4 separate regions of the Homo sapiens genome follow, and all the other regions are linked to region 4. Evidence: chromatin loops called from intact Hi-C (ENCODE). Cell type or tissue: PC-3. All regions are shown on one strand. Each heading gives the region's core, and the rest is flanking DNA. Links, peaks and the distances in the headings are about the cores only. Region 1 has its middle 130 kb from the start of ACVR2A. Region 2 has its middle 210 kb from the start of ACVR2A. Region 3 has its middle 460 kb from the start of LINC01911. Region 4 overlaps ACVR2A (activin A receptor type 2A).

Region 1 (6,402 bases), core at 857-5,856, 200 kb before region 4:
GGCTGTACAAGGAGCACACCAGCATCTCCTCTGGTCAAGACCTTGGGAAGCTTACAATCATGGCAGAAGACAAAGAGGGAGAGGGCACATCACATAGCAAGAAAGGGAGCAAGAGAGAGGAGGAGGTGCCAGGCTCTTTTTAATAACCAGGTCTTATGTGAACTGATAATGTGAGAACTCACTTATCACTAAGTGGATGACACCAAAACATTCATGAGAGATCTGCCCCATGACCCAGTACCTTCTACTAGGCCCCATTTCCAACACTGGGGATCATATTTGAACATGAGATTTGGAGGGGACAAACATCTCAACTATATCTCTTCATTTAGGAAGTGAGGGTACGAAGCCCACTCGGAGGCTAAAGACACTACCACTACCCAAACTCCCAAACAAAGAATAAGAAGGTCTTCCCTCCAGGGGCACCAGTACCCACACCAACTGTCCCAACTGTCCTACAAGGGTTTGTTCAATTATTTAAGAGATGAGGTCTCAGAATATCTTTCTGGGAATAAATGGCCCTTTAGGTCGCTAGTGATAAAAACCAATTCACACTAGTTTAGGCAAAAAATAAAAATAAAAAAAGCCAACATTATTAGCATAGGTGCACAATCTCATTTCAGTTCTGATATCCAAAGAGCTCTGAAAACCAAATGTTTTTTTCCAAGCTTGGGGCTGACTCTTTAGGTGGCAAACCTGACCTGAATTGATTGCAGCTATTATGATCTTGGTTCATCTTAGTGTGAATAGCCAGAGGCTTCACTGTAGAAATATGAAAGGCTCTGATTGTGAGGTGTTATCCCAGATCTTTCTAGGGTATTATAATACGTAAAATGTATATTCCTCCAAAACACCTTTCTTTCAAAGGGTTATCTCAAAACAAAAAAATTGGCTACTCAAAAGGTAAACTGAAAAAAACAAAAAACCTGATTTCCATTTTTAATAGTTGTATTTTAGTAGTAATTTTGTTGTTGAAGGTTTTGTTGTTTGGTTTTGGATTTTTTTTTTCAATTTATACCTATAAAGGTTTTTGGGTGTTTTTTTAAGTCTTAAGACTGAGTACAGTAAAATTACTGGTAATCCGTTAATCTATTTTATCACTTTGAGCTGACTGTATGTTGAGTTTTCTTGCCCCCTTCCTAATTTTTTTTAGGCCTGGATCAGTTCTTTAAAGAACTGACTCTATGTCTTCTGACATATGTATAATGGTGAGATAAATTAACTTAAAATCTATAATGAAAGATCATGGTGAAAAAAATATGATAATAAAACTTTCATTTAGAAATGGCTTCTCACCCAGAGCCATTCATATCAGCTACATATAATTCACTAGTTATCTTAGCTGGTCAGAATCATATTTCCAGTTGCATGTGAAGTCATAAAGCAGAAATCCGATTAGCCTCTCTCTTAACAGAGCCCAAAGCTATTAATAATAAATCCAAGAGACATAGTTTAATTAAAAAAAAAGCTAGAAATTATTGTCAGACAGAAATCACCTAATAAAAAAGTAATTTATAATGTACACCCTAATTAATAATTTACCTCCTAGGGTGAAAAAATATCAAGAGTAATTACAATTAGAACACACTATTTCTTTTTTAACAATAATAGGATAATACTCAGAAGCTAGGGGAATATCAAGTAACAAATTCAACTGCTGCTATCATTCCATTCTGTCAAAACTTATGCTTAATTTTTAATGCTTTTCTTTTAAACACAGAGGTTCCTTTGCCTCAGCTCACAGTCCGCTACACTGGTCATTGTGACTTCATAAGTGTTAAAAACTTCTAAACATAGTCTGGTATAATTCTATCTAAAAGAGATATCCACTAATTTAAAAGAATTTGAGAAACAAGAACCGAATGCTTAAAGCTTAGATGAAAAATTTAAATTGGCTTAAATTAGGCCACATTAAATTACTAATCTAGAATCAATTTCTGATTAAACAAGAGACTTCAAGGAAGGAGATTAAATACAAACAACCTTCCCCAGACAATAAACATTATAAGAACAGGAATTTGATGCATAGTTTTCATTCATATCCCCAGCCTCTCACATAGTGCCTGGCAAAAATTATACACTTAAATATTATATTTTGGTTAAGTAAATGAATGATTAAAGAATGACAGAAAAATATATGTGAATATAAACAGCTGTGGTGGGTGCTCCAATGAGCTTTCCAGATCTCCCTTAATGAAAAGGACTTCCTCTCCCCAGCTGGGGGCAGATGCTGCTGGCTGATACCTCTCAGTGGGTAGCCCTCTTCATGGTTCTATTTATCAGTGAAGAGGCCACCTCACCCAAGATCACACCTTTTTCCCAGGATGGCCTACATCCAGGAATAGATATATGTAGCTGTAAAAGGCCCAGCCTCCCCAACCCCAACTCTGGAAAGGTGATCCTTGCTTCCAAATTCCCTATAGGGTTGTCTGAGAAATCAGCTGAAATTGCATCATAGCTCAATTTCTTCCCTCTGCCCAGTTCTGCCTTCTTCCATTTTCTTTGAATATGTTGATACCAAGAGAACTCCCTAATAAATCTGTTTGTTCATCTCCATTCCAGAGTCTGCTTCCCAGGGAACCCAACCTGTGACCAGATGTACCCTTTAGTTGAGAAAATTAAAGATTTAGAAAAATAAAATATTTTTAAGACATAATGCCCTAAGTCCTTTTGTCAATTACTGAATTTACAACTAAATTTAGTGAGTCAGTGAAGAAAGACTGGAGACGGCTGATTTCAGTTGAGACAGACAAAAATCATCACAGGCAGATAATCAGGCAATGCCATGTTGTTGGAAGTCAGTCTTGAAAACAAGTGTGAACCTAATTTGTCTCCTTGATGTGTGGCAGAAGTGGTACATCAAAGGATTATTGCATGGTCATCAACAACATGGAATTAGATGTCAAATGAAACTGCATTGGAATTCCTTATCTACAACTTATTGGTTCAGTGACCTTGGGCAAGTTACTTACCTTTCTAAGCCTCAATAATGGAGATGATAATACATAAAGTTATTGCAAAATACTTAACAAAGTAGCTAGCATATAGTATGCACTCACTAAATGGCAGACATACTTAATTTTTTAAAATATTGATTGCTAAGAAAGCAGAAAGATGATATCCTTCCACTCTCAGTCTCCCAACCTGAAAACTAAATGACTTCTATTATTGACAAGAAGAAAAATAATCCTCTACACCCTGGTTATCAGCACTCGGAAATGAGAACACTGAGTATTCACAAAGAAATTGAGGAAGAGGTATGGGAAGAACTTCAAACCTGTTTGCTTCTTGAAGGATAAGTAATGCATGGAGTATGCCCATTTGGGGACATACTGTCAAATATAGTACATGTCTTTTGGAATATGGACTGAGCTTTTATACTCACATGCAAAGAGTATGGACCAGCTCATCTTCATTGAAGATCTTGTCACTAAAACTAAGCATAGGAGACTTGCAACTTCCACCATGACACAAAAAAGGCAGTCAAAAAAATCCTCTGTCCCAAAAGCAAATATAAAGATGGATAATACACTAAAATGCAACCATCTCAGCACTCTGGAATTTGACCAGAGACATACAACAAACGGAGATGCATTTATTCCTGAAAACCACTTAACTTTGGATAAGAACAGCGCACGTCTCTGGAATTTTGCCTGGGGTAACTACCATCCCTCCTTCAGCTCTCAGCCCAGTAGATGAACCAGAGTGGGTCAGGCTGTGAAAATAATATGCTTTCCTGATGCTGCTTCTGCTGCTGCTGTTTCTGTTGCTGCTACTGCTGTTGCTGCTGCAGAGAACTCACTTGATTTAGAGCGTTGTTAGTAAAAAAGGAGATCTTGGAGGTTGGACATGGTGGTTCATGCCCATAATCCCAGCACTTTGGAAGGCTGAGGCAGGAGAATCACTTGAGGCTAGGAGTTCAAGACCAACCTGGGCAACACAGTGAGACTCTGTCTATACAACAAAATTTTTAAATAGCTGGGTGTGGTGGTGCATGCCTGTAATCCCAGCTACTAAGAAAGCTAAGGCAGGAGGATTGCTTGAGAGCCTGGGAGATTGAGGCTATAGTGAGCTACGATTGAGCCATTGCGCTCCAGCCTGGTGACAGAGCAAGACCCTATCAAAAAAAAAAAAAAAAAAGAAAGAAAGAAAAGAAAAGAAAGGAATGAAGGAGAAAAGAAAAGAAAAGAAGATCTTGGTGGCAAGAGAGGGCCAGAGCTACAGTAGCCTGATGTAATTGGCTTCTTTGAGGCAAAATAATGGACTGGCAGACTAGCCAGAGTTTTAACAGAGAGTTGTGGAAAATGAGACATCTAAAGTGGACATGATAAACTCTTCAAATATCCTGGATTGATCAGAAGTTATGCTACTCACACATTCCTGGTTGACATAGCTGAATTGAAGCACATGAAAAGGAGATTAAAGAAAGCCCAGAAGAAAGTAAAAGCTGGTGCAGGCTTGAAAATGGCCTGAAGTTTCAATACACTCCCCTGGCCTACACACAGGCCTATCAACAGAGAATTGAAACTATACTGGCTCAAGGTGTTCAAATACAACTTCTGACCAATAGTTGGCTGAACAATAAACCATGTTGACACAGATATGACTCCTAGGAAGCCAGGCTTAAAAATAAAAACAAGAAAAAATAAAACTGAGTAGAGGCATCTGGGGCCATACATTTCAGAGCAGACAGACTACAGATTTGGTCCAAGCAAGCTATTAAACAAACAATAATAAATACCTCAGAGGAAAAGGTCACAATTCAGAGTTGCTAAAGCAGATACCTACGATGTTTGGTATTCAACAAAAAGAAATTACGAGACATGCAAAGAAATAAGAAATTATGACTCATACTCAGGGGAAAATAGCAGTCAATAGAAAACTGTCTGAGAGAATGCAGATATTGGATTTAGCAGAAAAAAGCTTGAAAGCAGTTCTTATAAATATGTTCAAAGAACTAAAGAAAACTTTGTTTAAAGAATTAAAGGAAAATAGGATGGCAATGTTTGAGCAAAAAAGAGCATCTCAATAAAGAGATACATATTATAAATGAACCAAATAAAACTCTGGAGATGAAAAGTACAGAAACTGAAATGAACAATTCTTTAGAGGGTTTCAACAGAAGATGTGACATGGCAGAAAAATATGGAAACTTGAAGATAGATCAATAGAAATTATACAATCTGAAGAACAGAGAGAAAAAAAAGGTAGTAGAACAATGAAAAGAGCCTCAAAGACCTGTTGGTGCGCAGTATTAAACACAGCAACATATATGTAAAGGGAGCTTCAGAAGTAGAGGAGACAAAGAGACAGATAAAATTTGAAGATATGATGGGCAAAAAGTCCCAAAATTGAGAAAAACATTAACCTGCATATTCAGGAAGCTCAATAAACCCCAAGTAAGACCAACACAAAAAGATCTACGTATAGAAGCATTAGAGTCAGACTGCTGGATGACAAACACAAGCAGAAAATCTTGAAAGCATCAGGAGAGAAATGCCTCATCTTGTACAGGTAAACCCAATGCAACTAATGACTAAACAATGGAGGCCAAAAAATAGTGGAATGTCAAAGTATTAAATTTATTGAATAGTACTCTTGCCATGTGTGAATTTTATGGCAGATAAACAATAATTCAATAAAGCTGTTTAAACAAAAACAACTGAAGAGTGAAAGATCACGGCACAGAAATACTTGAACCACGTATGAAAGTATTCTGTCACTCCCATTCTCTCCTTTTATTTCCTCTTTCCCTTTTTCGATTCCCCCTTTTCCTTTATCCTCCATCACCATCTTTTCCTTCTCTCAGGCAGTGCCATCTGTGGCAGCTATAATCCATGGAGATTGCTCAGGCCCAGAAAAATAGAGAGGCTCCAAACCCTATCTTTGAGTGATAGATATTCTCCCATCCAAGTACTAACCAGGCCTGACCCTGCTTAGCTTCTGAAATCAGGCATGTTTAGGGTGGTATGGCCATAGACTGAGCATTAGATATTCTGAAATCAGCCTTCTCTGTGTTGATCATTCCCCTTTCTTTCTTAGAGAAAAAATTGTATTTCCATTGAGCAGTCTGACTTTATAAATCTTTATAAAAAAAGCACAAAAGAGGCAAGTTGGATATCCAAAAGTACAATTTCAGGATGCCTAGCATTCAAGGACAGCTTAAGAAATTTACTTGGCTTTGGCTCCACAATTTGGCACAGCAGTAATTTTTATGTAAACCTAGATGCCTCAACATAATGGTCAACTGTTCACAGTATGCTCTTGTTATTTATGCTGATATTTTATATGGAAAAAACTTGATTTACTTCTATGCATTAATTTGAAGCAAGTTTTAGAGAAAGAATTCCTTGAAAATCACCACATACTACAGGCAGCCTCTTTCTCTAAGATTAGTCAGAT
Region 2 (6,402 bases), core at 467-5,466, 270 kb before region 4:
AGCAAACTTCCCTTCCAACTCTCCAATTGTATCAGGTATATCCAAGTTTTAGTTTTATGATTTCTCTGATAAAATCATGGCTTCAACCAATCCATCCTACTAATTTTTTGCGCCAAGATTCCATCTTAACTATCACATACGCACCTTTGTTAATGAGATTCACATTGATTTCTGTCTTCACAAATCCTAATCACCCATCGAAGTCAAACCCAGTGCCTTCTTTTCTACTGGTGTTCATAATTCCATGGCTCTCGGGTACTTTGTATTTAGTCTTCCCCTTCTTCTTCTTCCTCTTCTTCTTTTACTCCTCCTCCTTCTTCCTCCCTCCCTCTCTTCCTCTCTCCCTTGAATTATTCCTATCACTATAAAACATGATTTAGAACCTCTTACCCTATAAAAAATGGTTAACAATCACAACTTAAACATATGAATCACATGCCTACCATCTACCAATCGGTCCATTCCTTTGTTTGCTTTTACAATTTCTCTACACATAGCTTCTTTACTTTTTCACTCGGCATTCATTCCTTCTTCAATCCTCTGCAATTTAGCATCTAGCTCCACTAATTTGCTCATTTTAACTCACCAACAATCTTCTCTGTGCCAAAGTCAACAAAAATCTTCTCACCTCATTCACCTCTCAATAGTAGTCAACATATTTACCAATTTCTCTCTTCTTAACTCTCTTCCTTCTCTTGGCTTCCAGCACTCCACACTCTTTTGCTTTTGTTCTTACCTCATTGGTCACTCATTCTCAGTCCTCTTCCATAACCTCTCTTTTACTCAGCCTCCAAATTATGGAGTGCCCAGGAGCTCAGTGCTGGACTCTCCTCTTACTATCTACACCCATTCCCTACATGATCTCATCTATTCTCATTGCTTTAAATATTGTCTGTCCACCAATGACTCCTTGTTTTACCTCCAGGCTTAACATCTACTTGGGGCCCAAGACTCTGTCTTGATATCTTAATTTTGAAATATAATATGAACACTAAACTTACATATACTGAACTACTAGTTGTCCTCCAATTCCCTCTCTTCATTCTACTCCAATCCTCCCTCTCTCAGTGAATGGCACTATCCATTAAACTTAGGCCAAAAATGTAGACATCATTTTAATATCCACCCACATTCAATCTGTCAGTAAATTCTCTACATTATATGAGCAAAACATATCTCAAATACATCCAATTCTCTCCACCACCATTGCTGCCACCCTAAACCAAGCCACCGAAATCTCTTTCCTAGAATATTGCACTAGCTCCTAAGTGGCCTTCCTGCATCCAAGCTTGGCCTTCTTTCATAGCAAACAGTTATCTTTTAAAAACATAAATAACATCACATCACTCTCCTCCTTAAAATATTGCAATGACCTCCTATTTTACCTAATATAAAAATCAAGCTTCTTACTATAGCTATAACATCAGGCTGTTGCCTCTCTCATCTCAGTCAGTACCACAGCTGACTCCCTGCAAGCACCTTCCTCAGGCCACTTTGGTTTCATTTTGTTCCTCACACAAGCCAAGCTCCTTGATCTTAGGGCTTTTACTATTCCCTCTTTCAGGATCACTGTCTCCTAGATTTTAATCTGGTTGACTCTTCCTCATGCTTCAGCTTTTTAACTACAAATGTTATCTTCTCAGAGATGTCTTTTTTGACCACCCTGTCTAAAACACCCTGAATAAAAAGGCACTCTCTATCTTACCACTTTGGTAAGAATTATCATAATCTAAAATCTTCCTAATTTTGTTTTCATTTGTTTACTTGTTTGTTATCTGTCTCCAGCTTCACCTCCTAATGTTCCCTCAACTAGAACAGAAACTTTAAAAGAATAAGAAACGTATCTGTATTTTTCTGTGATTTATTCCTAGCATCTAAGACTAATGCTTAGCATTCTGCAAAAAACATTTGTCAAAAAAATTAAATGAATGGGAAACCCATCTATGAGACTGCATGGGTTACAGAAACATACAACTCCAAAATCTCAGTGGGATAAAGCCACATTGATGTGCATCTTATAAATGCTATAGGGCTCAGTTCATCGTGATTCTTCAGGGAAAGTGACTGACAGAAGCTTTCTCACAACATTTGTGTCCATGAAGATCACCACACCAGTCAGAAGACAAGATGTGGCTAAGTGGATGCAGCTGTTATGGTTCCCAGCAAGAAGTGATGCATATCAAGTTTGCTTGCTTCAACCAAAACAAATTATTTGGCCAGGCCTAACTTGAAAGAGGGTTGGAAAGTATTATCCTACATGAACCCAGAAGAAGGAAGAATGGAAGTACTTGGTTAGCAGCATTTAGGACTTTCACATTTACTTTCAACTGGAAGATTTCTTCCATTAGCGGAAAAAAAAAAACAATGGAAATATTTGGTCATATGCACTTTTGGCTTCTACATGCTGTATAGTAGATGCACCTGACAGCAATAACTTAACTTAAGCACACCCTGAGAATGACCCTGTATGGCAGAAACACCTGACAGCTATAACTTAAGCATACCCTGAGAATGACCCTATGGTCTAAGAAGAACATGTGTTTGGAGTTCCAAGCTAAGGAATCTGAGAGTGGCCAACCCAGAGACTCGCTTCTTATCCATGAGGAACATCAGAACTCCCAGGCCATCCCATGGAATGCAGGCCATACAGGGGATGAAGGCCCTTTGTTTTTGGTTAAATGAAGGTTGCCAGGTGGAGGTTGCTAGGGGGAGGGTGCTAAGTAAATATTCTATATAAATTGCATGCTTTTTACAAGTGATTGCAGTTCTTCTCTCCAGCCTGCTGCCACTACACCGCCCTGTATGTAAATTCCCTCAATTAACCCCATGTCTTGTTCGCTGACTCCAGGTTTCTTCTTCAGCCTCTTGAACATGGTGCCATCCCTATTGAAGTAAATAGGGATTCAGCCTGACACATTCACCTTGTACTTCACATTTTCTTCTACTGAGTCAGTCTAATGTAACCTCTCTGAATACCTCTAGCACTTGTTTCTATAATCCTCACTTCATGTAATTGTTCAGTCATCTGTCTCCCTGTCTACATTCAAATAAGGAAGGCAGAGACCAGATCTATTTTTTCCATTGTATTCTGAAAACCTAGCACAGTACCTTTCAGTTTTATTTTTATTTTGAGACAGAGTCTCGCTCTGTTGCCCAGGCTGGAGTGCAGTGGTACAATCTCGGCTCACTGCAACCTCACCTCCCAGGCTCAGCTATTCTTTTGCCTCAGCCTCCTGAGTAGCTGGGACTACAGGCATGTGCCACCACACCCAGCTAATTTTTTTGTGTGTGTTTTTAGTAGAGATGGGGTTTCATAATTTTGACCAGGCTGATCTTCAACTCCTGACCTCAGGTGATCCACCTGCCTCTGACTCCCAAAGTGCTGGGATTATAGGTGTGAGCCACCGCACCCAGCCTCAGTACCTTTCACATAGCAGATTCTGAACAAACATTTGTGGTAGGAATGTCTTGTAGCTTTTCGTGTGTGTGTGTGTGTGTGTTTATCTGCACAATTAGACTGGATATTCCTCTAACACAGTACATAAAGACAAGAATTTATATTCCACATATCTTCCAGCTGACTCATCCGGGAGATATTCACATATTGGCAGGAATATGGGAAGGAATTGTTGAACTAAACCGATTAGTTGTATTGGGGCTACTCGTCTAGGTGTGAAATGCAAAACACCCCTATTAAAAAGGTGCTCTCAAAGCCCCCAGCACCAACATCTTATGAACACAAACAGAAGACGCACATTGCCGTCCCTGGCCTCCTGCAATAGATCACTGTCAGTTTTCTTTAGTAGGGAAAAACCAACAGATGATTGTGTGGATTTTCTTGGTTCTTTTGCTGGTCAGTCTGTGTCTGGAAGTGAAACTCCCCTTTCCACAGGATTTCATCATAGCAGTAACCACAAGGCTCGAATTTTGGTCATTGACAGTGCTGCAGCTCAGCTGTGTATCCTAATGTGGAAAAAAAAAAAAAAAACAAACCTGTGTTCCACTCCCTTATGCTCCCTTTTCTTATAGCGCCAAATCCTAAAATGATGTTAAGATTAAAATTGGTTCCTTCTTGAGCAGAGTCATCCTGTGTGATGACAGATCTTTCTCTAAGACCTTTACTGCATGAGAGAATACTACAATGTCATTGAGATTTTTACATTCAGGAAATATCCTTTGGCTACCAGGTGGTTTCTTTTTCTACTGACAAGTTCAAAGTACAGATATTCGGACATCTTCCCTGCTGCAATGCTGTCGAGCTCACTTTAGACAAAATGCAGTTTCAGTTGACTGAGTACTTCCTTAATCTTCCAAATCACACAAGTAATATAAGAAATCAGTGTGGCATACTAGAAAGAGAGAGGCCTTCTTGAATTCCACAGCCTATTATGGGCAAGTTACTTAACCTGAATTTCAGCTTCCTCGTCAAAAAAATGAGGATAATAATACCTGCCTCACAGCATAGGAAGTGTTCATCTGTGTTCCTGGCACACAAGGGATATTCAATAAATGTTTGTTGTTTTCTAACAGCTGCTTTAACTGTTAAACAAGGTACCAATTTAAAGTCCCTTCAAATAAAATCACCTCACAATCACAGAGTTGTTTGAGCTAATGAACACAAGCTCCCACAGCAGGGATGGGCAACATTCATTCTGTGCATGAATGTTGGCCAACAGCATCTATGCTGGGACGTGCAACTGTGCTATACTCTGATTTTTTCAACTTCCCCATGTTTTCATCTCAGATATATAGCTTTTCTAAAATGTATCATGGTTTTACATTGTGATTGGGAGTGTATATAGGTATAACTTGTTTCTATAAAGAACAATTTAGCAATATCTATCAAAATATTTAATGCACAATTCTTTGAACCAGCAATTCTACTTCTAGGAATTTAGTCTATAGATATGCTACCACATACACAATATGAAATATGTAGGAAAACACACATTCTATTATTGTTCATAAATAGCAAAAGATGGAGAACAATCTAATTAATGCCCATTAATAGAGGAGTAGTCAAACAAATGATGGTATGCACATATAGAGGAATACTGTGAATGAAGCAACTATAAATACTGCCAGAAAACAGTCTCCAAGGTGTCATTCAGCAAAAAGAACAAGATGCAGAGCAAAGTCTATGATATGCTGTCATTTGAAGTAAAAAATGATGTGCACATATATGGTGTAAACATACAACATCCCTAGAAGGACACAGAGGAGACTGATAATGTTGGTTGTGTCTGGGATGGAGAAACAGGTAGCTTTGGCAAAGGGTATAAGAATAGTTATTTTTCACAGAATAACACCTTATAACACTTTGAATTTTGTACTACGCACATGTTGTTTATTTTCAAAAATTATGTTACCTAAAGTTCTCTTTAATCCTATGATAAAGCAATGATTAATCCGGAAAGCGGAAGATAGAGAAAACTCTATAATGCTTTATTTTTTAAAGCAAGATATTCATGATACTTGCAATTATTTTAAAATAACAGAAAAAAAGAAAAATGATGGGAGGAGTAAAAAGAAAGCAACTACAAAGGAAAAGATAGTTGGTTAAATCATTGTCACTTCCACACCACACTGACTGTCCATCAATCAACAAACATTTATTGAGTAGTATTGAGTCCTTGATGTTCTGTTGGACACAGTGAGAGGGAAAAATGCAGAATAGATAGAGGGTCCCTGGGTCTCCCCTCAAGGGGTTCGTAGTCTGATTGGATGAATGAGACTGACAGGTGAAATAGTGAACAGTGTCCAACAGCAAAGAAGTATCATGAAACAGGAAGGCTGATCTGCTGGAAGAGGCTTGATAAGGAGAAATTTGCTGAGTCTCTGCAACTGAGATAATGATGACTGTGGGGACAAGTTATGGCTCCTCTTCTCTCCATTTCCTTGTCTCTAAAATGGAATCTCCTCTCACAGGGATGCTGTCAGGATGAATGAGGCAAAGTTTGTGCTTATGTAACGTCTTTCTTCTGGGAACTCAGAGTGCTTTGTAAAGTATTCTTATTAATATTCATAGGATGGTTTATATATTTTCCTACCTTCACTTTGGAAGTGGCACATCTATACCTAAACACTCCAGTTCTTCTCTCACTCTTTCTCAACATCACTCTCTTTTTTTGCACCAAAATAGTGCAGGTTCAAGCTTTAAAGTCTTGATGGTTTTATATATAGCTCAGGGCTAATGACATCACACAGCTTGCCTGCCAGAGAACCCACCTGTACATTCTAAAATTTCTACAGTATCCATTGTATCCATATGCATGATAAACCTGAGCACATGGTAAGAGATCAAACAAATATGTAACCAGGGGAAAAACCGTAACCGAGACTGTTCTCCAAGAAGGGTGACTCCCAATATTACTAAGGGGCTTGCAAGTCTAGAACAGAGGC
Region 3 (6,402 bases), core at 906-5,905, 620 kb before region 4:
ACTCTGCATCTTGAATGCTTCTGACACTTGAGATTAGTCCCTTCTCCCACCGGAATTCATTTCAATGAGGACAAGCTAGGAGCTTCATATTTTAGTGAAAAAAAATAATTAATAAATGAAAACTACTGCTTCATACTTTGTTGAAATTGAGATCCCAGAAAACATATATTTAGAAAGCTGATAGTTGAGGGTAATTATATATAAGTTATGCTTACAATTATTATGAAAATAATAAAGCACAATAAAAGTACTGGAAGAAAACACTTTGATATCTTGAGGGTGGTTTTGTCAGATGTGTCAGGGGCAGTGTAATAAGGGGACAGGTAATTGCTTTCCATTCTTCCATATTTTGAAAATAATCTAAAATAATTATGTATATAATCATATGGGGATGCCAAAAACATTTTTAAATGACAGAAAATTATCATTGCTCATATTCATGAAGAAAAATTGTGCACTTAAGTAGGGATTTCAAAGCTTAATTCTTAAAACTCCCAGCTGGCGCTCTCAGAGAGCTCATTTAACTCTGGTTTTCAAACACTTTAAGCATTTGAAACCTTTTATTTTCAGCTGACATCTCATATGGAAATCTGATATATAAAACAGAAACAGAATTTTCTGGTAGGAGCAGGGCGAGAAACAAAGGCAAGTTACTACGACTCTGCAATATCCCCACACCCCACACTTTCTCAGTGCAGCCTTGAGAGATGTCCATAGAATGTGGGACTGTGGAGAAGAGTTTGAAAACCATGACCTCACTCAAACACAGAAATGATCAACAAAACCCAAGCCCCCAAATCTACAAAGTGAAGACCCAAATAGATGCTCATCCCTCAAATCCTAGAAACATGGAGGGTCTATATGTTTTTTAAATATATATTGGTTCAAAAATATCAAATACATCGGATGTTTCAATAATGGGAAAGCTGACATTTTTATTTTTAGGACTTTTAAAAAGCTTTTCTTCCTTTTCCTTTTCTCTTTTCTTTCATTCCCTTCTAGGACAATTCAGTTCTAAAACCACTGATGAGGATTAGGTAAGGTAAATGTCCTCACCGGAGTGGAGGATAATGGCCCACAACATAGTGTAAACTCCTGAGTGGGGTCAGAAGCCCTCCCACCAGCCCTGCCACCTCCACACCCCAAACCACTGGCAGCAGTGGTTTGAAATTATGAACCAGAGATGGGTAGGATGAGAAGTTTATCTATGTGTGGGGTGGCAGAAAAGGGTGTCAAAGCCCAGGCAGAGTGAGGAGACATTTGTGAGGACTGGGGGGTTGGTATCACTTGGAAATTGATTACAAAGATGCAGATTGGTTAAATAAGTAAACATATCAAGGATAATGGGAACCAGGCATCTCACTGTTAAAGAAGGAAACTCTAAACATGGAAAGGGAGAAAGCTAGAATTAACCCTGTATAGAGCCGAAGAGAAATTCGGGGTGTTGGTATGAGCTCACGATTTTTTTTTTTTTTGACGGAGTCTCATTCTGTCGCCAGACTGGAGTGTGGTGGCGCGATCTGGGCTCACTGCAACCTCCAACTCCCTGATTCAAGCAATTCTCCTACCTCAGTCTCCCGAGTAGCTGGAATTACAGGTAAGTGCCAGCATGCCCAGCTAATTTTTGTATTTTTAGTAGAGACGGGGTTTTACCATGTTGGCCAGAATGGTCTCGATCTCCTGAAATCATGATCCGCCCATCTTGGCCTCCCAAAATGCTGGGATTAGAGGCATGAGCCACCACGCCTGGTCTGACCTCATGATTTTTTAAATATAGATAGACAGGGGCAGAGATATAAATAAATAGAATATAGAGATATAAACATGTAAATGTACAGAGAGAAATGAGTGAAAATGAGAGGGCCTGGGAACAGTGACACCTCAACAGCCATGAGCACACAGAAACTATTTTCTAAGTACCAGGTACCACTAAATGGAGCCAGGCCCCTTGGAGACATGATTCATCTCAGGACTAAGGCAAAAAAGTGTACAATCAGTCTGGAATGCCTTTTTAATATCAGAAAGCAAAGGAGTGCTCAAAAAATAATAGTGACACATCTAAAAGATACAGAAACTGGCTTGAAGGAGAAAATCTGAACAAATTGGGGATAATTCAAACATAATGAAAATTATAAATTATAATCACTTGACTAGGAAACCATAAATCCTTACTGATACAAATAAATGAATAAGTTGAAAGCTTGATGGGGAAAAGAATGAATCAATGACACCAGTTTTATGAGGAAAAGGATATTTATATAGTATCAAAATATCCTCCCATCATACTTACAAATTACAAAGGGAAAAAGAGTAACATTTCAGTGGTGAAGACTGGCAGACACCATATTTATCAAGTAATCAAAGCAATAGCATCTGTAACACGACAAATAACAATTGTATGCACCTGATAGGAAACAGTGAGAGCACAATGTTGCTTCTGGGATATTTACGCTAAAGATGCATGACTTGACTCTACTGATTAAGAAACATCAGACCAACCCAAATAGAGGGACAACCTACAAAATAACTAGCCTATAATTTTCAAAAGTATCAAGTTCATGAAAGTCAAAGAAAGATGAAGTAACTGTTTCAGATTGAAGGAGACAAAAAAATGCAACAACAAAATGAAAGATATGATTCTGAACAAGATATTTTTGCTCTAAAGAGACATTACTGAGAAAATTGTAAGATTTAAATAGGGTCTGAGAATTATACGGTAGTTAAGTATCAATGTCAATTTCCTGATTTTGATGATTGTGTTGTGGTTATGTGGGGAAATGTCATGATGGTAGGAAATACACGCTAAAGTATTCAGAGTTGATGGGACATGAGATCAGCAACTTACCCTCAAATGGTGCAGAAAAATTTGTTATTCATTTTGTACTTGCAGTTTTCTGTTAGATGGAGAGTGATTCAAAACTTTAAAAAATTATAACAGGAAAACCCTGTCTAGGTTGAATTTTCACGTAGGAGTACCTTATAAACCACAACACAGCTTTATTTGGTGGCATTTCTCTCTCCTTCATTCCACTTGCTCTCACTCTCAGTGAGGTCCCTAATTCTCGCAATTACTACATTCAGTATCTCCCTTAACATAGACTGCTTTTGCCCTTTGGCAGGGAGAATATAAGGAACTCTATTTTCTATTTTAAAATTTCTCTAAGCCATCTTATAGGTGTTGGGATTTTGCATCCTTGTCTTCTTGGCCTGCCATCTGGAAGCTTGTTTCACTCCCTGTTTTGCCCTAGCTACCTTGACTAAGTCCTTGGTATTCAGCCAGTCTTTCCATTTTTTATTTGGTCAGTCAATAAAAGATAGGGAAATACTCAGTGAGTATCAACTCTGTGCCAGACACCATCCCAGACACAGGATAATAATACAGCCAAAACCCTTCTGATGAGCCCTATGTATTGAAACAAACAAGACTGTCTTCAAGAAGAGCTCATTTCTAAAGTCACAGTTGTTACTCTTCACAACATTCACACACACACACAAAAAAAAATTAGGAGGAGGAAGATAATAAGTAAAACGATTTATATACTGTTATTCTCTGATACTATTCCCATTGGAATGAGCAACACAGTTCTGGAAAATAAATGACCCGTACCTGAACCTATTAAATTGCCATGACTCATTTCTAAAGTATCCCATTTGGCTTATAATCCTTCTGAATCAATTCTATTAAAAATATCATTAACACTTGCTTACATCATTTACATAATGTGCAGGAACTAAATTAAAAGAGTTTGGAACAAACAGTGTATCTTGAGGCCTGGGTAGAATGTTATTGTATGCCCCATGATTTTTTGTTCTTACTGCAACATTCTCTTCATAGTAGTGAATGAGTGGTGGGAGGAGCTTTCACCTTAATGCCTGTTAAAGTGTCCCATGCTAATGCACAATGACTTATCTCATCTTCAAACTTTATTATTTGGAAGGAACCTATCCATATGCCTGGACAATATACAGATAAACACACCTGTCTCAGACTGAACTGCCCCTGAAGAATTATGGGATGACTATTATACTGCAGATTCATGCATTGAATTCTGGACTTCTCAAGAAAATTCCACAGCCAATGTCTTGCTTAGAGCTGATTTCTACATTGTACATTAAATATTTTTAACTGAAAATTGGTTTTTAATTTTATTTTAGAAATTACTGTCCCATGTGTTAAAAATACAAGACAATCTTATTGCCTAGATAAGCTACACAATTGTTCCATCCAGATTTTGCATCTACCTGATGCCCATAGGTATCACTGCTCTACTTAGACCATATCTCTTGAGCGGTAGGTTTCTAGTTTTATATAGTTAACCAAATGGCCACAATTACAGCGCTTTTTTCTTTTTGGTACACATTAAATCTCTGGCTCAGTCACCCAAATGAGATCCTTGCCTATCCACTGTGGTGTATAAGTTGTGTACAAAACAAGTCAGAATTTGCTCTACTTTCTAATACAATGATAGGGACTCTTGATCTTTACTAAGTTCCTGGCATTTTCCAAGTATCATAAAGCCCTCTCTGTATTATCTCATATGTTTTGCAGTTATCCCCTACCTGTGGTGAGAATGAGACCCAAAGTACAGAAGGAGAAACTGAAACACAAATAAGTTGATGTTAATCCTTGTGATCTCCAGACTCCACATCTAAAATGTCTTTTCACATTGCACTGAGAATAGGGTTGGGAGGAGAGAATATGGTTACCTAGCTATAGGTAATAATTTATATTAAGTCATGAAACTCTAGATACTCAAAGATGAACAAGTTTATCCTACTGCCTTCAGACCAGCTCAGACCAGCACGTCATCATTCCCCAACACTAAAAGGCTCTTGAAGGGTGTAGGTTAAGCTTTAAGACCCTGTAAATATAAAGATTCATCTTTATGCCAATAAAAATAATTTCTCTTACCATTTAAGCCAAACGTTCTTGTTTTACTAAAAATCAAAAGCAACTGGTAAATTTTTTTCCATAAAGAAACGATTGTATGCATTTTGAAATTCCCATTAGGAGCTGGGGACAGATCACCACAATCCAGTAGAGACTTAAGTAGATCATGGCTAGGCTACATTTTGGTAAACCTTCATCCAACTCTGGATCACCCCTCCGATGTGAACCCTCCAGGAGTCCTTACTGAGAGACTGGTAAGCTCTTTCTGCTTAATAGGTCATGACTCCAATTATTTGTCTCTTTATCTCCATGAGAGTGCCCAAAGATGCCCCACTCGCTTGTCAGAGTGTGACTTTCTGGTTTGCTTCTTAACTTCCTCCTCTGCCCAACTTAAGAATTCCACAAAAACTCAAGGGAAGATCTGTAAAGGTTGGGTATCTCTAGCATCTTGGCCCCTCGAGCATCTCCCCTCTCTCCAGCATCTTGGTCTCTCAAGTCCTAGGAGCCTTCATAACCCTGAGCTTTAATTGTTTTCTTTGCATTGTGGATTTATCAGAAGTTCTGCTGGCTTCTCTGCCTCTTAGCTGCAAACCCCTCTAGGATTTTTAGACTCTCTCCACTGGCCAAGAATGATAAATATCTCTGGAAGGAAAGCAGCTCACAAAATATCAACTCATCTCTCAATAATTACCTTCTTTTCTAGTAACTTGGCCCCTAAGTTACCTCAACTGTTCACCAAATTCTTCAAATACATCCTTTTTATATTTTGTCCCATTTTTCTATTGTTCTCAGTGGGAGTGTTGTTCTACCATAAGCTAATACATCATGCACTTTAGGATCTACTTTAATGATCTTTTAACTGAACATACATCATAGTTTAACATGACGCAATTTAAGTGCAAGTTCATAAAAGAACTAGCTCCTGTCCCCATTTTTCTGTGGCATCTTATTATTTCATGTGATATAATTTGAATAATGGAGAAAGGGTGGGTCTCTGCCCAAAAACATTTTATTCACATATATTTGTTACTTAAGATCCAACTTTAGGAAATATGTTCAAAGAATTATCTCTGTTCATATATAAATATCTCTAGAAGAAGTTTGGCAGTCATTAACATTGATGACGACGGATATCAGACTTTTATAAGAGGAGGAAGATAGAGGAAAAATAGGAGTCCAGGTCCTGCTAAGGAGAGAATTCCATGACCGGGTAGCCAGGAAAAAGAAAGGAAAGCCACAATGTGAGAAAAGTACCCTGAGAGGATCAAGCTTTTCTATATCCCAATTTTGGCCAGGACTGGCTCTAACCTGTCAGGATATTGTACCTCTATCCAGATGAATAAATACTAGGAAGAAGCTTAATGTTCAACAAGGTTGGATACTCTTCTTAGGGGCTGAAAGGGAGCAACTTTGTCTGCTGGCTTTGTAGAGGGTGTATAGCCCAACTAGGCCTGACCTATTCACTCCTTTTCTAATTTTCTTATTAGTAGACAAATGTTTCCATTGATCCA
Region 4 (6,402 bases), core at 823-5,822:
CTCGCCAGCACCTGTTGTTTCTTGACTTTTTAATAATCAGCCATTCTGACTGTTGTGAGATGCTATCTCATTGTAGTTTTGAAGTCCGTTTTATAGATAAGAAAATTGAGGCATTCATAGATGAAGTGACTTGGCTTAGAGTCACCCTAGTGGGTGGCAAAGCCTGGGCATTTATATCCAAGGATTATTGCCCATTGATTGAATGGCTTATTTCAGTAAATAATTAAGTGGAGTCCATAAAAAAACCAAAGCAGGGGCTGGGTGTGGTGGCTCAGACCTGTAATCCCAGCACTTTAGGAGGCCGAGGTGGGTGGATCACCTGAGGTCAGGAGTTTGAGACCAGCCTGGCCAACATGGGAAAACAACATGGGGAAACCCCATCTCTACTAAAAATACAAAAATTAGCCAGGCATGGTGGTGCACACCTGTAATCCCAGCTACTTCGGAGGCTGAGGTGGGAGAATTGCTTGAACCTGGGAGGCGGAGCTTGCAGTGAGCCGAGACCATGCTACTGCACTCTAGCCTGGGTGACAGAGCAAGACTCTGTTTCAAAAAAAAAAAAAAAAGAAAAAAAAGAAAAAAAAAGCAAAGTAGGATAAAGAGATCAAAGTATATAAACTACATTTAAAATAGTTTTCATAGTGACTATATGTGGCCTTGTAGATAACCATTTTACCATCTCACAATTTATTCATGTGTAACATGGTTTATTTTCTGGTTTTTTCAGCTACACTTGCAGAATACAGATATGAAAATAAATCAAAATAAACTTCTGTAGCCAGTCATAAAACCTGATTCTTTTAAGCATCAACCCCAAAAAGAGAATGGGCATACCTACGTTTTTTTCAGACTTTTAACTCCAGTGCTGGCTACCTTGAGGTGCTCTACTTCTTAGGGAACATATCCAGAATCTTCATTTCACCTGCCTTGGCCTTTCTTTGCTTTCCTTTCAAGAGGAGTAAGATGAGAGAAACTGTAGGAAGTAGGAATTATCACAGAGGAATTTTGACGATCTAATTGGCTGGAATCATTGCTGTGCAATTGACATGTCAATACTGTTGAATCTCTTAATGTATGTCTTGCTTTCCTTAGTTCAGAAACATTGTCCTCGCATATACTGTATTATTTATAAATTCTGTTTCTATTCTGCTTGGCAGGATAGTCTTTTTAAAATTTAAAATGGTAAAATTTCTTAGAATGTAAAATAATTAGTTGATATTAAGAGGAAACAAATTCAGAATTTGTCAGTTTTCATATAGTTTGGATAGGAGGACCTTAATTCGTCTTGGTAGTCCTAAAAAGTTGTTGAGTGAGGTATCTCCACTCCCAGAAAAAAATCAGTCTCTCTCTCTCTAGATACAGAGATACAGATATTTCTTGGAATGGTTTGAATAGTAAATAAAAGAAATCTTATAACACATATCATATATACATATTTATAGTATATAAACAAAAATCTCTATTTTCTGGAAAGATTTTTTGTATTCCAGATCTGTGTATGTGTTTACTAAATATCTCCATTTATATGTCTCCAAGCACTTACCATTCACAGGTAGTGATTGTCTCTCACAAACCTGGTTCTCAGTAAATGGAACCACTGTCCATTTGGTTGCATAAGCCAGGAAACTAGGATGTCTCAACTCTGTTTTTCACCTTAACTGCTTCTCCCTAGTACTTACTCCATTTTTCAAGGGTGTTCTCCACAGGGAAATCTTCTCAGACTTTACCTGTCATTATAAGTCAGGTTTCTCTTTACAGATGTTGAAGGTACTGAATTCCTTTTTATTAGTGTGAATTGTTGATTAGTCCTTCTGTCCTGCACTGCTGCAAGCTTCATGAGAGCCTGGCTAGTCAGTGCCTGGCACAGACTAGTTACTCAGTAAAATTTGTTGGATGAATGAATGAATGAATGAATGAACTATTCTTCATTCTTTTCTGATATTTGGCAGTAGTTTTTTTTCCACCTCAGGGAGAAGCAACAAATCTTTTTCTCACCTACAAACCTAATAGCTTGATATTAATGTGCAGATTCGATTTTCACCGTTACCTACAGTTATAGTATATAATAGTCAAGCTACATTTTCTATGTTGTGAATCCAGAGTTTTGTTTGCTTTTTGCTTAGTTGTATATTTTAGTGCATTTTATTTTGCTTTATTTTTATTTTTGGAGATGAGGTATCACTCTGTCACCCAGGCGGGAATGCAGTGGCATGATCACAGCCCACTGCAGCCTCAATCTCCCAGGCTCAAGATGTCTTCCCTCCTCAGACATCCGAGTAGCTGGGACCACAGGCATATGCAACCACGCCCAGCTAATTTTTAAAAAATTTTTTTGTAGAGAAGGGATCTCCCTGTGTTGCCTAGGCTGGTCTCGAACTCCTGAGCTCAAAGATCCTCCTGCCTTGGCCTCCCAAAATGCAGAGATTATAGGTATGAGCTATCACACCTGGCCTTTAAAAAAATTTTGCTTTACCGCTCTTATTTTGTCATGTAGTTTATACATTGAGGACTGTTGCTGGTGTCTCTTGTTTGTTTATTCTAATCCTCATTTATTGAGAAGTGTATTAAGCAAACATATGTGGTTATTTTGTATTTATTCATGTACTTAAGTGAATGTATTTTTTTGTTCCGTTTTTACCCTTCATATTTTGTTGCATAGTTGATATTTTGAGGCTTGTTCTTGGTGTCAGTTTGGGTTATTTTATAGCTTATCCTAATGTTCATTTCTTGGGAAATGTATTGGGCAGAGACATACTTTTTGGTAAGATGTATGGATAGCACCTACTTGCACAGTGCTAGTATAGTGTCATCTTTATAGTGTCATCTTTATCTCTGAAAACACCTGTATTTAAACAAGATCTGAGAGATCCTTGAGCCTTTGGAAACCATAGTCTACTTATTCAGTTGGCATGTATTTCTTTCAAGGGATTAATTTTACTCTGGAGTACTGGATAAGATGTTTTGATAGTAGGATTATCTCAGCCTTTTGGATGAATTATAAATACTCTTGAATCATTATCACAGGAAGAAAATCTAGAAGGAAGAAAACTAGTTAAGCAACTGGTACAGATAAATGAGTTGTCCATTCTGTTTTGTCAGTGCTATTGTTCTCTATAGAAATATTGGAAACTGGGGAACATAGCCATCATCCATTGGAGGAATTCTCAGCCTTCCCTACCACTGGTGATCATATTTCTTTTAATTTTAAATTTAGACCCTTACCTATTTTGGGATGACTGGAAAAATGAAAATCCTGTTCTCTATCAGTGTCTGAGTGTCTTTAGAATGTGAGATGTGTGATTACTTGTTCCCAGGGCCACCTCTGCTTAACTGCTTCACCTTGATGTGCTGGGCAAGTAGGTTTGATAATATTCTGTCACTATGTTTTACTTAATTCTGATGATCTTGTTTTCCTGTCTTAGTTTCTTGCCATGGTGTATTATGGTGCACGCACATAGCCACCAGAAACATTTTTCTGTCTCACCATTATGATTCTGTCTTCCATGAAAGGGAAGTGAGGCAGTTCAGGAAATAGGAAATTCTAGAGGTTCTTAAGACAACTATCAGAAAGTCTGAGAAACTGATTTCTAGCTATATATAAATTTGTTAGGGCTGCTAGCTCGTTTTTGCTAAAGGCAATACTGCCCTCTAGTGTCGAGAAGGCAATTCCAATTTGTAAATTCCTTGTTTTATAATTTAGACTCTAGAGGCTCTTAGAAAAATAAATAATCATTATTTAAGACTTGATTTAGTTTGTTTGCAGGCATGAAGTCATTGGATCAGTTAACTTGGGATTAAACTGGAGTCAAGAATTTGTTTACCACCTATCTCTCATATCTAAGGGGTTCTTTTTGATATTACTTTCCTCTGTTTGTAAGGAAAGTGTTCCCTATCTTTATTTAAACAATGTAAAACTTTGGATCATTGCCAACTTTTAAAATACTAAACCATTATTCTCTTTCCTTCACTTTTGTAACTGATGTGTCATTTTTCATTTCATTCTGGATATGAATCGTAATTTCTTTTGCCTGTGTTTTTTCTTCACAAGCACGCCTTTCATATAATGATAGAGGTAAGATGCATTGATGTTTGTTTTATGGTTGTGGAACTTTCTGTGGATGCATACTAAACATTTTGTTCTTAGATTTTTGTTGTTGTTACTGCTTTACTGTGCATCCTCTATAATTTATATATTTATGTCATAAAGGGTTCTCCCTCACCCAGCTTTTATAATTAAAATGTGATTGATTTGACTTAGGAATGGCTTTTAGTTTTAAGAGACTGAGAGTATTTATATTTATTTAAGGTAGGATGTAGAAAAAACCGTTTTACTTGATTAGAAGTTAACACCTTAACGGCTCCATTCGCCTCAAAAACCTTGTATTGGTTAATTTTTATATGTCATTAGCTTAAATGTCAGCATGTGTTCATTTTTAACAGGGGTCGATTTTCTAATCCAGCCCATTGTATTTAAATGTGAAATAGATATTTTTAGATAGCTTCATCTTTGGCATCTTTAGCAAATGAACTAGCTACAGGAGTATAACTTTTGATGATATTTTGCTATCTGAGGTTTAAGCGTTTAATTAGATTAAAATTCACCCTTCAAATGGAGAACTCAGAATAAGTAAAATGATCAGAGATGACTTTGTAGCTTCCCACCTCTAATAATTTATTCCACTGTTGGTTATAGTAATGATATTGGGTAGTGGTTTGGGGGCAGGAGATTACTTTTTACCAGGTTATCATTTCAGTATGTGTTCTGAAGCTGATGTCTTCTGATACCATAATTTTTACATATAAATGAGTAAAGAAGAAATGTAATCAGAACTGTGTTTGAATGCATATCTTTTTAGTTTTGCAAAATAGCATGGATGTTGTAAGAGAACTGGAAATTTAGGGAAGTTTTTAGGAATTCTGAAATCCTTCTAGGTGCCTCTCAGCTCCCCATTGGTTTCTCTATGTAGCCAGGTAAAGCCATATTTTGTGTATGACATCAGAAATTGCTTGTCATTTTGAAATTTATGTCTACATTTGTCTTCCCAGGGGCTCATATATTTTAAAGGTATACATTTTTATTTTTAGAATCAAGTATTGATTTTTTTGTGAATAAATTACTATAATGATGCCAATTAATTGAAAATCATTTCTACTATTATAGGATGAGTGAAACTTACAGATGAATTTAAAGTTTCATTCTAGTAATTTTTTATTTAAAAAGGATTAGAGATTTTATAATCTGTCCTACAGTTATCATTTTTGAACCCAATCCTTTGTGTATTAAAGAATATTATTTAAAATTCCATTTTTGAAAAGCTCATGTCATTGCTAAAGGTTTTGAGATTCTACAGGAAGACCTTGTAGACCTTTTTGTCACCCTTTCGAAATTGACCAGTATTCTTTCTAATTGAAGCTTTTACCTTTTAAGTAATTTTGACAACAATATTTGTTCTGGCTGTTACTATACAATATTGAATAAATTATAGTAGGAGGGTGATCTAAGATTATTTCTTTCTGAAATAATGATAGCTTAGAAACTTGTTAAACAGAGCCTTGGGAATGTATGGGAACTTGAAGTATATGCATTTGGAAAACATTTAATGAACTTTTTTTTTTAATGTAGATATTAAAAATTATTTTTTCTAAAATTAATGTTATACTAAAATCATAGTTTGAATTGCTGACATATTAATTGTGGATTAAATAATCTATATCTTACAGACTGAATCATATTCATGTTGTTGATGTCCTTTAGAACAGAGAATGGGTAATGTGTAGATTAACTATAGAGACATTACCAGTGTACATAAAAGCTATTAAAAATCTTAATATTGTAATTTAGCACTGTATTCCCTCTACCTAGTTATTTTTCCTCTTCAGCTTTCAGCCATTTTCTGTATACTTTAGTTTTTAGTTTTTGGCATCCCCTCTGGTTTGAAACCTATCTCTCTACCTTTCTAACATTTTCTATTTAGTTTAAATATGTCTTTATGCAGTTATACAATAACTCTTTGCCCTTGAGGACTGAATGGTTTCCTTTCCTGTAGAAGAGTTGTTTTCAAGCTTTTTTTCTCTTGTCTCCACATTCATATAAGCAGTCTGCTCTGATCAGTAGAATTTCTCGGATAGAGGTGATCACTTGAAGAATGAGGGAGGGAGGGTGTAGTTTTTAATAAAAACTCTCTAGAGGTTCTTGTGTCCCCTCCACTGAGAATCACACTTGAGAGCCCATCCTTCCTATAAGATTTATATCTGACCTCCTTGACCCGTCACTCTGCTAAACAGAAACGTTCTTTCATGTTTTGAATGTGGGAAGGACAAGCAACTTGTAGACAAAAAAAAAAAAAAAAAAAAAAAAAAAAAGTCTGAGTTTGAAATGAGTCACAAGAAGTCTTTTGTTTT

What was found. A loop is a pair of places that touch in the nucleus more often than their neighbours do. Peaks named below come from ENCODE experiments on the same cell type or tissue, not always from the same donor. Only the 100,000 strongest peaks of a DNase experiment are listed, where the experiment ranks them.
Region 1: a loop joins it to region 4, with 3 times the contacts of the local background. A loop is called at or near these places in 2 of 110 quality-filtered maps.
Region 2: it touches region 4 in a loop (5-fold over the local background); 3 of 110 quality-filtered maps call a loop at or near these places.
Region 3: a loop joins it to region 4, with 7 times the contacts of the local background. A loop is called at or near these places in 8 of 110 quality-filtered maps.

What each region holds. Positions count from the first base shown.
Region 1 is chr2:147,707,574-147,713,975 of GRCh38, forward strand. It overlaps the pseudogene RNA5SP106. Among named protein-coding and RNA genes, the nearest start is that of ACVR2A, 130 kb to the right of the region's middle. RefSeq lists a silencer at 2,113-2,322. In PC-3, for the core only: no CTCF peak of the experiment used is centred there; DNase peaks (open chromatin) are centred at 3,618 and 4,658; H3K4me3 peaks cover 639 bases; H3K27ac peaks cover 2,655 bases.
Region 2 is chr2:147,632,853-147,639,254 of GRCh38, forward strand. No RefSeq gene overlaps it. Among named protein-coding and RNA genes, the nearest start is that of ACVR2A, 210 kb to the right of the region's middle. RefSeq lists an enhancer at 2,923-3,132. In PC-3, for the core only: no CTCF peak of the experiment used is centred there; DNase peaks (open chromatin) are centred at 3,559 and 3,879; H3K4me3 peaks cover 1,455 bases; H3K27ac peaks cover 1,507 bases.
Region 3 is chr2:147,291,335-147,297,736 of GRCh38, forward strand. No RefSeq gene overlaps it. Among named protein-coding and RNA genes, the nearest start is that of LINC01911, 460 kb to the left of the region's middle. RefSeq lists an enhancer at 6,340-6,402. In PC-3, for the core only: no CTCF peak of the experiment used is centred there; a DNase peak (open chromatin) is centred at 3,577; H3K27ac peaks cover 1,409 bases.
Region 4 is chr2:147,907,489-147,913,890 of GRCh38, forward strand. The region is part of intron 4 of ACVR2A (activin A receptor type 2A); the gene reads left to right. Among named protein-coding and RNA genes, the nearest start is that of ACVR2A, 66 kb to the left of the region's middle. In PC-3, for the core only: a CTCF peak has its summit at 3,655 (motif pointing left); a DNase peak (open chromatin) is centred at 3,643.